Regions from separate parts of the Homo sapiens genome. Here region 2 is linked to region 1. The links are chromatin contacts, found by Hi-C or POLR2A ChIA-PET in ENCODE. All regions are on one chromosome and are shown on one strand. The core of a region is the stretch at or near the end of the contact, and the rest is flanking DNA. Distances in the headings are between cores, read along the strand shown.

What was found. A loop is a pair of places that touch in the nucleus more often than their neighbours do. ChIA-PET counts read pairs that join two places held with the same protein, here RNA polymerase II (POLR2A). Pooled maps may share reads with other maps.
Region 2: a pooled map shows a loop between it and region 1 (4-fold over the local background). The contact joins the promoter of MLF2 here to the enhancer-like site in region 1. A Hi-C loop is called at or near these places in 1 of 37 single-sample maps with no recorded cell type and 5 of 50 pooled maps. POLR2A ChIA-PET finds 5 or more read pairs at or near these places in 1 of 52 experiments (activated T-cell).

The regions. Positions count from the first base shown.
Region 1 is chr12:6,420,370-6,426,088 of GRCh38, reverse strand. No RefSeq gene overlaps it. Among named protein-coding and RNA genes, the nearest start is that of CD27, 22 kb to the left of the region's middle. RefSeq lists an enhancer at 2,573-2,622. Within about 2 kb of position 2,333, at least 6 of the 41 ENCODE cell types and tissues checked have a DNase peak (open chromatin) inside an H3K27ac peak, as active enhancers do.
Region 2 is chr12:6,750,598-6,756,316 of GRCh38, reverse strand. It overlaps MLF2 (myeloid leukemia factor 2), which reads left to right and starts at 3,176. Exons shown (of 9, transcript NM_001382226.1): 1 at 3,176-3,378; 2 at 3,955-4,032; 3 at 4,263-4,392; 4 at 4,641-4,676; 5 at 5,551-5,604. The coding sequence starts at 3,983. RefSeq lists enhancers at 2,620-2,789, 2,820-2,869 and a silencer at 3,040-3,279.

The sequences.
Region 1 (5,719 bases), core at 1,084-3,583:
CAGCAACTTCCTTCTTGACTGGGATAGGGCAACATGAGAGCTGAGAGTTCCTTAAGTGGGGCCGTGCTCAGAATGGAAGGGAAAGAGTGAAGAAATCTACTAGGAAGAGGTGTATGGGAGGCGTATGCGACAAATCTCACCTTTATGAGAGCTCAGCTAGTCAGTGGGAGCTTTAGGTTGAACGGTGTGGGTGCTTCTAGGGCTGAGGAGACCCCATCATATTTTCACGCCAAAGGAATGGGGTGGGCCGGATGGGGAGAGCTGCAAGAAGCAGGATGTTGCAAGTTTGTGTGGTTTGTTTGTTTCTTTTGTTTTGTGAGACAGGGTCTGGCTCTGTTGCCCAGGCTAGAGTGTAGTGGTGTGATCACGGCTCACTGTAGCCTCGAACTCCTCGCCTCAAGCAGTCCTCCCACCTCAGCCTCCCGAGTAGCTGGAACTACAGGCGCACGCCATGAAGCCCAGCTAGTTTTTGCATTTTTACTAGGGACAGGGTTTCACCAGGTTGTCCAGGCTGGTCTTGAACTCCTGGGCTCAAAGCGATCTGCCCGCCTCAGTCTTCCAAAGTGCTAGGATTACAGGCATGAGCCACCATGCCCGGCAATTATACATTTTAAATATTAATATAATAATGAGGCTAATCTATAATACTTCTATGTCAAATTGTTTAAAATTTTTTTAATTTTTTTTTCTGTAGTTTCATGCATTTCCTATTTAAGTATTAATATATGTCAGATTCTTTTAAGCATTACAAAAACTTTAAGTACCAAATGCATGCAGTGGTTAAAACCTGTTTGAAACTTAGCATGAGTTTGATTTGCTTCATCACTTTTGATTTTTATCAGTTAAGGTTTGACCAGAGAGTCAAAACCACTATGAGTGTTATGGAATAAGGAACTTATTTTAGAGATTAGACCTTAATCAATCATGGCAGCTGGGGAAGGAGTCTTTGGAGGCCTCCGTATCTGTGGTGGACCTGAGGTCACTATGGGTCAGTTGGGAGAAGCACTGGATGTGAAGTGGGGGCAGGGCAAAGGCCATCCGGAGCCTGCGTCTGTGCCTCACCACCACCCACCCCGATGGTATGGGTGTCTGCAGAAGGACCTAGCACTCCTTGCCACGGAGTTGCACTTGTGTGGCCAAGAATTAGAGAAGCTGAAGGAGGCGATCTGACGGGAGCTGGAAGAGCTGCCAGTCTGGCTGCCATCCGTGCAGACAAGGTGAGCCAGCAGATGACTGTCACCCCATGCTGGCCTCAGAGCACGACGGCCGCTCCTATTCTGTTTTCCTACCTCTCAAATCTTACATTTCTCTTGTGGCCAACCCTCACCCAGAACCATACAGGGATTAATTTCCAAGAAATATGGTTTCGTCTTAGCTAAGTTGAGAGGGTAAAAGCCATCATAAAGATTGATTCCAAACCTTCTTGGGGTTAAAAGAACACTCGTCCCCAAGGGGAACGGTTTTACTCAAGTGGGCAGTGTATGACCGTGATCTGTGATTACCGTCTCAGGAAGGCTAACCTTATTTATTTGCCAGATTTGAGGCTAGGAAGCCAGACTTGGGCCTGCGTACATCTATATAGTTCTCAGTTTAGTACAATGTTCCCTTAAATGTTTCAAACTACATTATAAATTTAATAGTTCTGAGTTTGTCTAAGTCTATACCCTTTTTAAAAATTAAAAAAATTTTTTCGCATTGACAACTAATCAAAAGAAGAGTCCATATGCTTCTGATGGGTTTAGATTTGCAACCTGCCTCCTGGGTCCAAATCGTACCCCCACTAGAGTATCTGGAAGTCTGGAATCTCCACCCTCAAGCTGCAGCCCTTCTTGGTGCCTCTTCCTTTTGGCCTGGCTACTGGATCCTTTCCTTATTCTTTCTGTCCGAGTAGGTCACCACTCCATAGCCATATGCATACCTCTGCAGGGCTCTGCTCACAACCCTGAAGTCATGCTCATGCCTGTGAGCACTGGACAGGATCCTGCACGGCCTCAGGAGGAACTCCAGGGAGTGGAGAACAGAAGCGCATGCCACGTTCACGCAGGGTCAGGATCTTACCCATCCAGGGCAGAGATTTTCCCCAGGGAGGAGGGATTACAGGTGCATATGCTGGCACCTGTAATCCCAGCTACTCAGGGTCACCTCTACGGGAGGGACTGAAGCCAGCAAGAACCATACACAAACTCTGTCCTAAAAGGAGCTGGTGAAGTCCCCTGGGGAAGGGGTAGAAGGGCCTTGGGGCCAGTTGCATAACTGGGACCTTCAAGCTGTGGCTCCCTGCCCAAGGAGCCTCTGCTATCCAGTCATGCGCTTGATTCCAATGGAGGCAGGAAGCGCGTCGTCCCATCTGTCTGGGCTTTGGGTGCCCTCTTGTGGCAGAATAGTGATTTCGCTCTTCACACTGTCTCACGTGGCCCTCTCAGGAGCCCAATTAGGGCTTCAAGGCTGTTATTTTGAAGATACGTTTATCGCAGCACTGTTTACAAGAGCAGGGATATGGAATCAACCTAGGGGCCCACCAATGGATGATTGTATAAAGAAAATGTGGCATATTTATACCATGGAATACTACTCAGCCATTAAAAAGAATGAAATTACATCTTTTGCAGCAATGTGGATGGAACCCTTAGAGGCCATTACCTTAAGTGAAATAATTCAGAGACAGAGTCAAATACTGCATGTTCTCATTTATAAGTGGGAGCTAAATAATGTGTGCACATGGACACAGAGAGTGCAATAGTAGACATTGGAGATTTGGAAAGGTGGGAGGGTGGGAGGTGGGTGAGGGATGAGAAATTTCCCAATGGGTACAATGTACACTATTCGGATCGTGGTTATACTAAAAGCCCAGACTCCACCACTACTCAATATATCCATGTAACAAAACTGCACTGTACTCCCTACATCTATAAAAAGAAAACAAAATGGGATTCTAACAGAAAAAAAAGGGACATAAGGGCAGAGGTGCCAGGCGTCGGGTATCCTCCCAGGGCTTCTCTTGTGTCAGCACAGCAGGCTGGGTTTCAGCAAGTTCAAAGAATTTGAGGAACCCCCTAAGGGAGGGCCACTGGTGGGGGCAGAGGGGTGATCCCAAGTACTCCTATCTGTGACTTGAAGAATCTATCTTTAACATAACCTAAAAGAATATACCAAAGGCTGGGCGTGGTGGCTCACGCCTGTAATCCCAATACTTTGGGAGGCTGAGGCTGGCGGATCACGAGGTCAAGAGATTGAGACCATCCTAGCCAACATGGTGAAACCCCATCTTTACTAAAAATACAAAAATTAGCTGGGCATGGTGGCAAGTGCCTATAGTCCCAGCTACTCGGGAGGCTGAGGCAGGAGAATCGCTTGAACCCGGAAGGCAGAGGTTGCAGTGAGCCGAGATTGCAGCACTGCACTCCAGCTTGGGTGATAGAGCGAGACTCCATCTCAAATAAAAAAAAAAAGAAAGAAAGAAAAAAAGAATGCACCAAAGTATGACCTGATCTTGTTTTCTTTTTAAAATTAAAATAGGGGCCGGGTGCGGTGGCTCACACCTGTAATCCCAGCACTTTGGGAGGCCGAGGCATGCGGATCACGAGGTCAGGAGATCGAGACCATCCTGGTCAACATGGTGAAACCTGTCTCTACTAAAAATACAAAAATTAGCTGGATGCGTTGGCACGTGCCTGTAATCCCAGCTACTTGGCAGGCTGAGGCAGGAGAATCGCTTAAACCCGGGAGGCAGAGGTTGCAGTGAGCTGAGATCATGGCATTGCACTCCAGCATGGGCAACAGAGCAAGAATCTGTCTCAAAATAAATAAATAAATAAATAAATAAAATTAAAAAATTAAAATAGGGACAGAGTCTTGCTATGTTGCCCATGCTGGTTCCAACTCCCCTGGCCTCAAGCAATCTTCCCACTTCAGCCTCCCAAAGTTCTAGGGTTACATGAGTGAGCCACCACGCCTGGTTATGATCTGAACATAAAAGCTCCTGTGGCTGGGTGCGGTGGCTCACGCCTGTATTCCCAGCACTTTGGGAGGCCAAGGTGAGTGGATTACCTGAGGTCAGGAGTTCAAGACCAGTCTGGCCAACATGGTGAAATCTTGTCTCTATTAAAAATTAGCTGGGCGTGGTGGCGGGCGCCTATAGTCCCAGCTACTCGGGAGGCTGAGGCAGGAGAATGGTGTGAACCCGGGAGGCGGAGTTTGCAGTGAGCCAAGATCACGCCACTGCACTCCAGCCTGAGCGACAGAGCGAGACTCCGTCTCAAAAAAAAAAAAAAAAAAAAAAAAAAAAAAAAAAATTAGCCAGGTGTAGTGGCAGGCGCCTGTGATTCCAGCTACTCGGGAGGCTGAGACAGGAGAATCGCTTGAACCTGGGAGGCAGAGGTTGCAGTGAGTCAAGATCGCGCCACCGCACTCCAGCCTGGGTGACAGAGTAAGACTCCATCTCAAAAAAAAGAAAGAAAGAAAGAAAGAAAGAAGGAAGGAAGGAAGGAAGGAGGGAAGGAAAATGCACATGCAGGCTGGGTGTGGTGGCTCACACCTGTAATCCCAGCACTTTGGGAGGCTGAGGCAGGCGGATCACTTGAGGCCATGAGTTCGAGACCAGCCTGGCCAACATGGCAAAAACCCATCTCTACTAAAAGTACAAAAATAAGCCGGGCATGGTGGCAAGCACCTGTAATCCCAGATACTGGGGAGGCTGAGGCAGGAGAATCGCTTGAACCCAGGAGGCAGAGGTTGCGGTGAGCAGAGATCACACCACTGCACTCCAGCCTGGGCGACAGAGCAAGACTCCATCTCAAACAAACAAACAAACAAACAACAACAACAAAAAAAATAGTGCACGCATGCATACGATATTGTGAATAGAATTTTAAGGAGTTTGTGAACTTTGGGGATGCATGAGCCCATATGGTTTGTAAAAGTTCCACTTCTAGATCTCTGGTCCTATTAGTTTCTCAGGGGCTTGAAGCCCTCAAACAGAATTGCTACTCTCTGAGGAGGTTGACAATGTCCACTTAAGGACAGCCTCTCTGGAGAGGAAGAAAGGACACAGGGTAAAATTTCTTCTCATCAGAGAAGTAACGTTAGCGTTAGCCTCAAAGATGCGTAAAGAGTTGCCTTGTGTCAAGAAACAGACGTTTCTTTTTTGAAAATATCCGAGAAAGACAAATAACAGAGATGGGTAATTTACATAATTTCAAGACAGAGATTGTCTCCAAATTGCCTAATTTGAGGAATCTGAATGAGATGAAAGACAAGACACTCTTTGGAAGGATTTCCTAAAGCAATTCTTCTTAAACTCTATTTTTGGCTGATCTCAGATGGTCTCTGAAAGTTTCCAGAGGCAAGGCAAAACATTTAAGAGCTTCCAAAAACTCATACCAAACTGCTTCTAGAAGAAAACTCAAACAAATTGATTCATGTTCTTTCAAGACACACCTTTAAAGGGATTTTCTTTTGGTGGGTATTGCTTATTTACTTAACTAATATTTACTTAATGCATACTGGAAAAGAGTATTTTAGAGTTGGCAGGAACTTCAGGCATCTTGTTCTGATTCCTTTATTCTCAGACAAGCAACATGAAAGCTAGAGAGGAAAACTGTCCCTCATTCTTTCAACAAGTTTATCAATCACTTCCTATGTGTTAGGAACTGGGCTTTGTATAAGAAATAAAAGAGGGCCGGGCGCAGTGGCCCACGCCTGTAATCCCAGCACTTTGGGA
Region 2 (5,719 bases), core at 1,927-4,426, 330 kb before region 1:
TAATTCCTGGAGTAGACAACTGCCTATATGGTATGTCTCCAAGAACTCTGAAAATGGGCTCTTGCATTTGCTCTTTCATCCTCACCTGTTCAAGAGGTTTTTTTTTTTTCTTTTTTTCTTTTTTAGAGACAGGGCCTTGCTCTGTCTCCCAGGCTGGAGTGCAGTGGTGTGATTATGGCTCAAGCAATCCTCCCACCGCAGCCTCCCAAGTAGCTGGGACTACAGGCACACACCACCACACCTGGCTAATTTTTTTTACTGAAGAGACAACGTCTCACTATGTTGCTCAGGCTGGTCTCCAACTCCAGGGCTCAAACGAGCCTCCTGCCTTGGCTTCCCAAAGTGTTGGAATTACAGGTGTGAGTCACTGTGCCTGGCCAACAATTTCCTTTTTTTTTTTTCTTTTTTTTATTGAGACGGAGCCTTGCTCTGTCGCCCAGGCTGGAGTGCAGTGGCAAGATCTCGGCTCATTGCAACCTCTGCTGCTGGGTTCAAGCGATTCTCATGCCTCAGCCTCCCAAGTAGCTGGGAGTACAGGCACGTGCCACTATGCCTGGCTAATTTTTTTGTATTTTTAGTAGAGACAGGGTTTTGCCATGTTGGCCAGGTTGGCCAGGCTAGTCTCGAACTCCTGACCACAAGTGATCCAACCACCTCGGCCTCCCAAAGTGCTGGGATTACAGGCGTGAGCTACCGCGCCTGGCCAGCAGATTCTTAAGTTTTGGAAGGAAGAAGAGAAAGGACTCTAGGCACCTAAAGGCGGTACGTAAAGGATAGCAGGTGGCTGAGCACAGTGGTTCATGTCTGTAATCCCAGCACTTTGGGAGGCCAAGTTTGGGCGAATCACTTGAGCTCAGGAGTTTGAGACCAGCCTGGGCAACATGATGAAACTCCCCATCTCTACAATTTAATTAAAAAAAAAACAAAAAAACGGATAACAGGTAACTAAAAAAGAAAAAGGTGGCTACAAGACTGTATGCCTTCAATTGGCAGAGACCGTGTCTTATATTTTGTATGTATGCTTAATACAATGTACCTAGGACAGTTCCAGGCCTCATTAAACATTTGCTTTTTATTTTTATTTTTATTTTTTTTGGAACAGAGTCTCGCTCCATCCCCCAGGCTGGAGTGCAATGGCGTGATCTCGGCTCACTGCAACCTCCACTTCCCAGGCTCAAGTGATTCTCCTGCCTCAGCCTACTTGTGGGATTACAGGTGCTTGCTACCATGCCCGGCTAATTTTCGTTTTTGTTGTAGTTGTTGTTTTGAGACGGAGTCTCACTGTCGCCCAGGCTGGAGTGCAGTGGCACAATCTTGGCTCACTGCAATCTCCATCTCCTGGGTTCAAGCGATTCTCCTGCCTCAGCTTCCTGAGTAGCTGGGATTACAGACATGTGCCACCACGCCCAGCTAATTTTTGTATTTTTAGTAGAGACTGGATTTCACTTTGTTGGTCAGGCTGGTCTCGAACTCCTGATCTTGTGATGTGCCCGCCTCAGCCTCCCAAAGTGTTGGGATTACAGGCGTGAGCCACTGCGCCAGGCCTTAAACATTTGTTGATTGGCTGGACAATAAAGAACTTGCTTTAGAAGGAGGAGAGGACAAAAGAAAAAAAATGGATAGGATCTCTTTAGTTAAGTTTCAGCCACAGAACCTTTACTGGGACAACTCTTGATCACATGTCAAACTGCTTTCATTTGGGGCAAGAGGATAAGGGGAAGTTGCATGGTGGGAAGTGCAGAGATCTGGAAGACAGAAGATTTTACTAAGTCTCTTCCCCCAGAAATAGCAATGAAAAACAAATTTACTTGTATTCTGTCTGTTTTCCTTTGACTTGCCAGTCTGTCAGCTTATATCTTAATTATCTATCTCTGCTCCCTGTCTCTATTATTGTTTTTTCCTCTTTAATAATGATCAAGTCCAAAGAAACGTGAGAAGCCCTGTTCCTAGCACCTTTTCCTGAGTCACCAGGGACCCCCTCTTTCTCCCCCAGGGAATTACTGGGAACAAGTCTTTCTCATTGGGTCAGACTCCACACAGCACTAATATGGCTAAAAGCCAGAGTAAAGAACCAGGGAAAGCTGGAGTTTGGATGAGTCTGGTTAAAGTCCATCCTAGACAGTCCAAATGCCCTGACCCCAAAGGGGAAGGCCCTTCTCTCCAGCAGAGCCAGATTTTATGCAAGACATTTAGTATGTCAAAGTATCAGTCTCTGGCCTTGGAGGCAGGTCTTCTGGGCCCCGTTTTAGCTCCTCCCCTGGGTGATCCAGGTTAACTGAGCTCTCCACTCCTTTGTTCCCCCAAACTTTAGACCTTTGACCTAAGAAAGCAACCAAGAAAGGTCAGTGCAGGACTGGGAGCTCTTGAGGACACAAGAATTAGAGTAAAAGGAAGGGGAGAGTGGCATTAAACTAATAGATTCAGAACTGTAGCCTTTCCCCAGTCCAACCCTTCACAGATGGGTAACGGGGGAGGGTCCAGGTCCCTCTCCAACGCGAGTTCTCAAGGGCCTCCGGTTCCAGCCTGGCCGAGGAGCGCCATCTGGCGGCCAACCCCCCAACCTGGATCCTCTGCCCCATCCGACTTTCTGAAGCCCGAACTAGATCTGGGCTGGAGAGTTTCACCTCCTCTGCGTCACTCCGGGGACTCCGCCCTGCCAGGAACGCTCCTCCTCAAGCGGGGACAGGCCCAAGCGCCTCCCCCGCAGGAAAACTGCCCATCCTCCCTCTAGGGTAGACTGCTTCTCCAGTAGAGTCGGCTTAAAGCTCCCCCCAGGGATCCGCCCCGCCTCGTCGCCCACAGAGCGCCCGCCTCTCCCCAAGGGGCATCTGCCCCTCGTCCTCCAGTTTCCCCTTGAGGAGGGAGAGAGAACGTGCTGCACTGCGCCCCCAGGTTCAACCTCCAACCCGGTCCCTCCCGAAGAATGGATTCCTCTTCTCCTTCTCCTCCCCTGCCTTATGGGAGCCTCTTCCAGTCCACAGAACCCAAATCGAGGTTACTAATGAGCTCCCCTTCTTCGTGCCCAGGGGACCCCTCTCGGCCTCAGGCTCTGCTCCCCTGAGCTTGGCCCATGGCCCCGGCGCCCCTGGGACTCGGCCCCAGCCATCTCACCACCCGCGCCAGGGGGCGGGGCTCCCACGGCCCGGCCCCGGGTGGGCGGGTCTATCGTGACGTCACTTCCGCCCGGGCCTGGCCGAGGTTCGGGCTCCGTTGGCCGAGGGGGCCGTACGGAGGTGGCAGCTGTGGGAGGAGGCGGCGTGGAAGGCCGAGGAGCTCAAGCCCGGACCAATCCCCACGTTCCGGGCCGCGACCCTGACCCTGCAGCGTACCGGGAAGCGAAACCGGCCGGATGGGCCGCTGAGCCCGAATCGGGCACTGGTGAGGCTCGGGCAGAGCTGGCAGCCCCGGACGGGAGCGGGCCCACGGGGCTGCAGGGTCTGGGAGCCCGGGATGCGGGGTGGGGAGAGGAGAGGCTCAGGCCTACCTCTCCTGCTCGCCTGGCGGGGAGGCGGGAGCTAGAGGAGTCGCAGACAGGCGCGGGGGGCTTAGTGAGGCCCGCCTGGGGGAGGCCTGAGTGTAAGGAGGGGGCGGGGTGACTGGGGTCATTAATGGGGCGGAGGACCTGCACTTGGCATTCTCATCTAGAACGGTGTCGTCGGCGGGAGGAGGGGAGAGTATGCTACCGGCCAGAGCTTTGGGAAGAGGATGGCTCTGAGTGGGGGAGGGAAAAACCGAGAGGGTTGGAAAAATTTTCCATGGCCCTAATTGAGAAAGAGGTTTGAAGAGCCCTTCCCTCCCTAGAGGGTTGTGTGGAACACCTGGAGTAGGGTCTCCCTGGAGTTTAGGGGGTCAGTTACAGGATTTGGAAAGGACAGTGCTCTGAGAGTCCCCACACTGAGTGGGTGTGCAAAACCCTGGCCACCTCCAAGTATCTGAGCTTCCATATCTTTCCAGTGTGGAGCCCCCTGGAGCTGAGATCAGGATGTTCCGCTTCATGAGGGACGTGGAGCCTGAGGATCCCATGTTCCTGATGTGAGTATTCCCTCCCCCTCAAGCTCTCCCACTCCAGGTCTCTGAGCAGTTCAGGCAGACATCGGGGTTCCCATTGCTAGGAATGGTTGGAACTGGCTGGATACCTAGCTCCTACCTAGCAGGAAGTAGGCATCGGTGCCACTGTTGCTCTGTGCGTATTTTTTTGCAGGGTGGTGGAGGGATTGACAGTTTGGCGCTTCTGCCATCCATACTATGTGCTCACTCCACAGGGATCCCTTTGCTATTCACCGTCAGCATATGAGCCGTATGTTGTCAGGTGGCTTTGGATATAGCCCCTTCCTCAGCATCACAGATGGCAACATGCCAGGGACCAGGCCTGCCAGCCGCCGGATGCAGCAGGTAATGATGCTGAGACACACCTGAGACCCAAAGAAAGGTTGGAGGTTAGTTAGGAAAGCACTTAATTTTCTTGCACTACAGCCAACTGAGCAAGTGAAATGCTCTAGGAGTTGGGGAAAGGGTCAGGAAAAAGGGCTTTGTGACTCCCTTTTGAGAGGATGGAAAAAAATTGAGGCCATGGGCCTGGTTTGGGATTGTAAAGAGATAGGATGTGGTCTCTAATTTCTGTTCCTCATGTGTTCCTGTAGGCTGGAGCTGTCTCCCCCTTTGGGATGCTGGGAATGGTGAGTCTTTATCTCCCTGTGTCCTTCCATCTCAGACACACTCTCTACCCTTAGATATTATTCCCAAATGTGCCTCTTAGGAATAGTTTCATGAGTAACCCCAGAATCTTCTCTTTTTATGGCATTCACAAAGCTCTGAGCCTGTTGGGTACTAGGAGCCCTGTGGGTTAAAGGTGTTAAACTCTTGTTGGGAGGCCGAGATGGGTGATCACTTGCAGTCAGAAGTTCGAGACCAGACTGGCCAACATGGTGAAACCCCGTCTCTACTAAAAATACCAAAAAAGCCAGGCATGGTGGCACACACCTGTAGTCCCAGCTACTCTTGAATCCGGGAGGTGGAGATTGCAGTGAGCCGAGACTGCGCCACTGCCCTCCAGCCTGGGCAACAGAGCCAGACTCCATCTCAAAAAAAAAAAAAAGAAAAGATGTTATTAACTGTTGTACTCCTAGAAGTTCATACGCATTAGGAAGATGTAATTGTCTAGCAAAATTTGTTCTTTTGAGGAGGGAAGTGCAGTTAAAGGGCCAACTAGAGATGATTTTTTGGTAGGTTTTAACAATTTCATGCCTTACCTCTTTAGAGTTTAGAATCCATTACTTTGGCTTGCTTCCTAAAGATGGGGGGAATATAGCAAGCAGGAGAAGGAAAATTGGATCACAGCAGTCACAGAGACTGAGGAAGGGGTCAGCAGTTCACAGGAGGAGAAATATGAGTATTCTGGTTATTTTAACAGAATGAGAAAGAGAACTTGCTAGATGTGAAGGAAGAAGAGAAAGGAAATGTGCAGCCATGTGGGTTGTGGGTTCCTAAACAGGATCAACTCTGAACACTGACTTTGCTTTCCTGACTCTGTTTTCCATCTCTTTCCTCCAGTCGGGTGGTTTCATGGACATGTTTGGGATGATGAATGACATGATTGGAAACATGGTGAGACTTGCCCCATACCCTTCCCCGGCCTTGCTCTCAGTGATGGCTGACAACACCTTGCATCCTCTAAGGCAAGAGGGAAACAGTATGCTAGTGAAGGGTAAAGTACTGGATA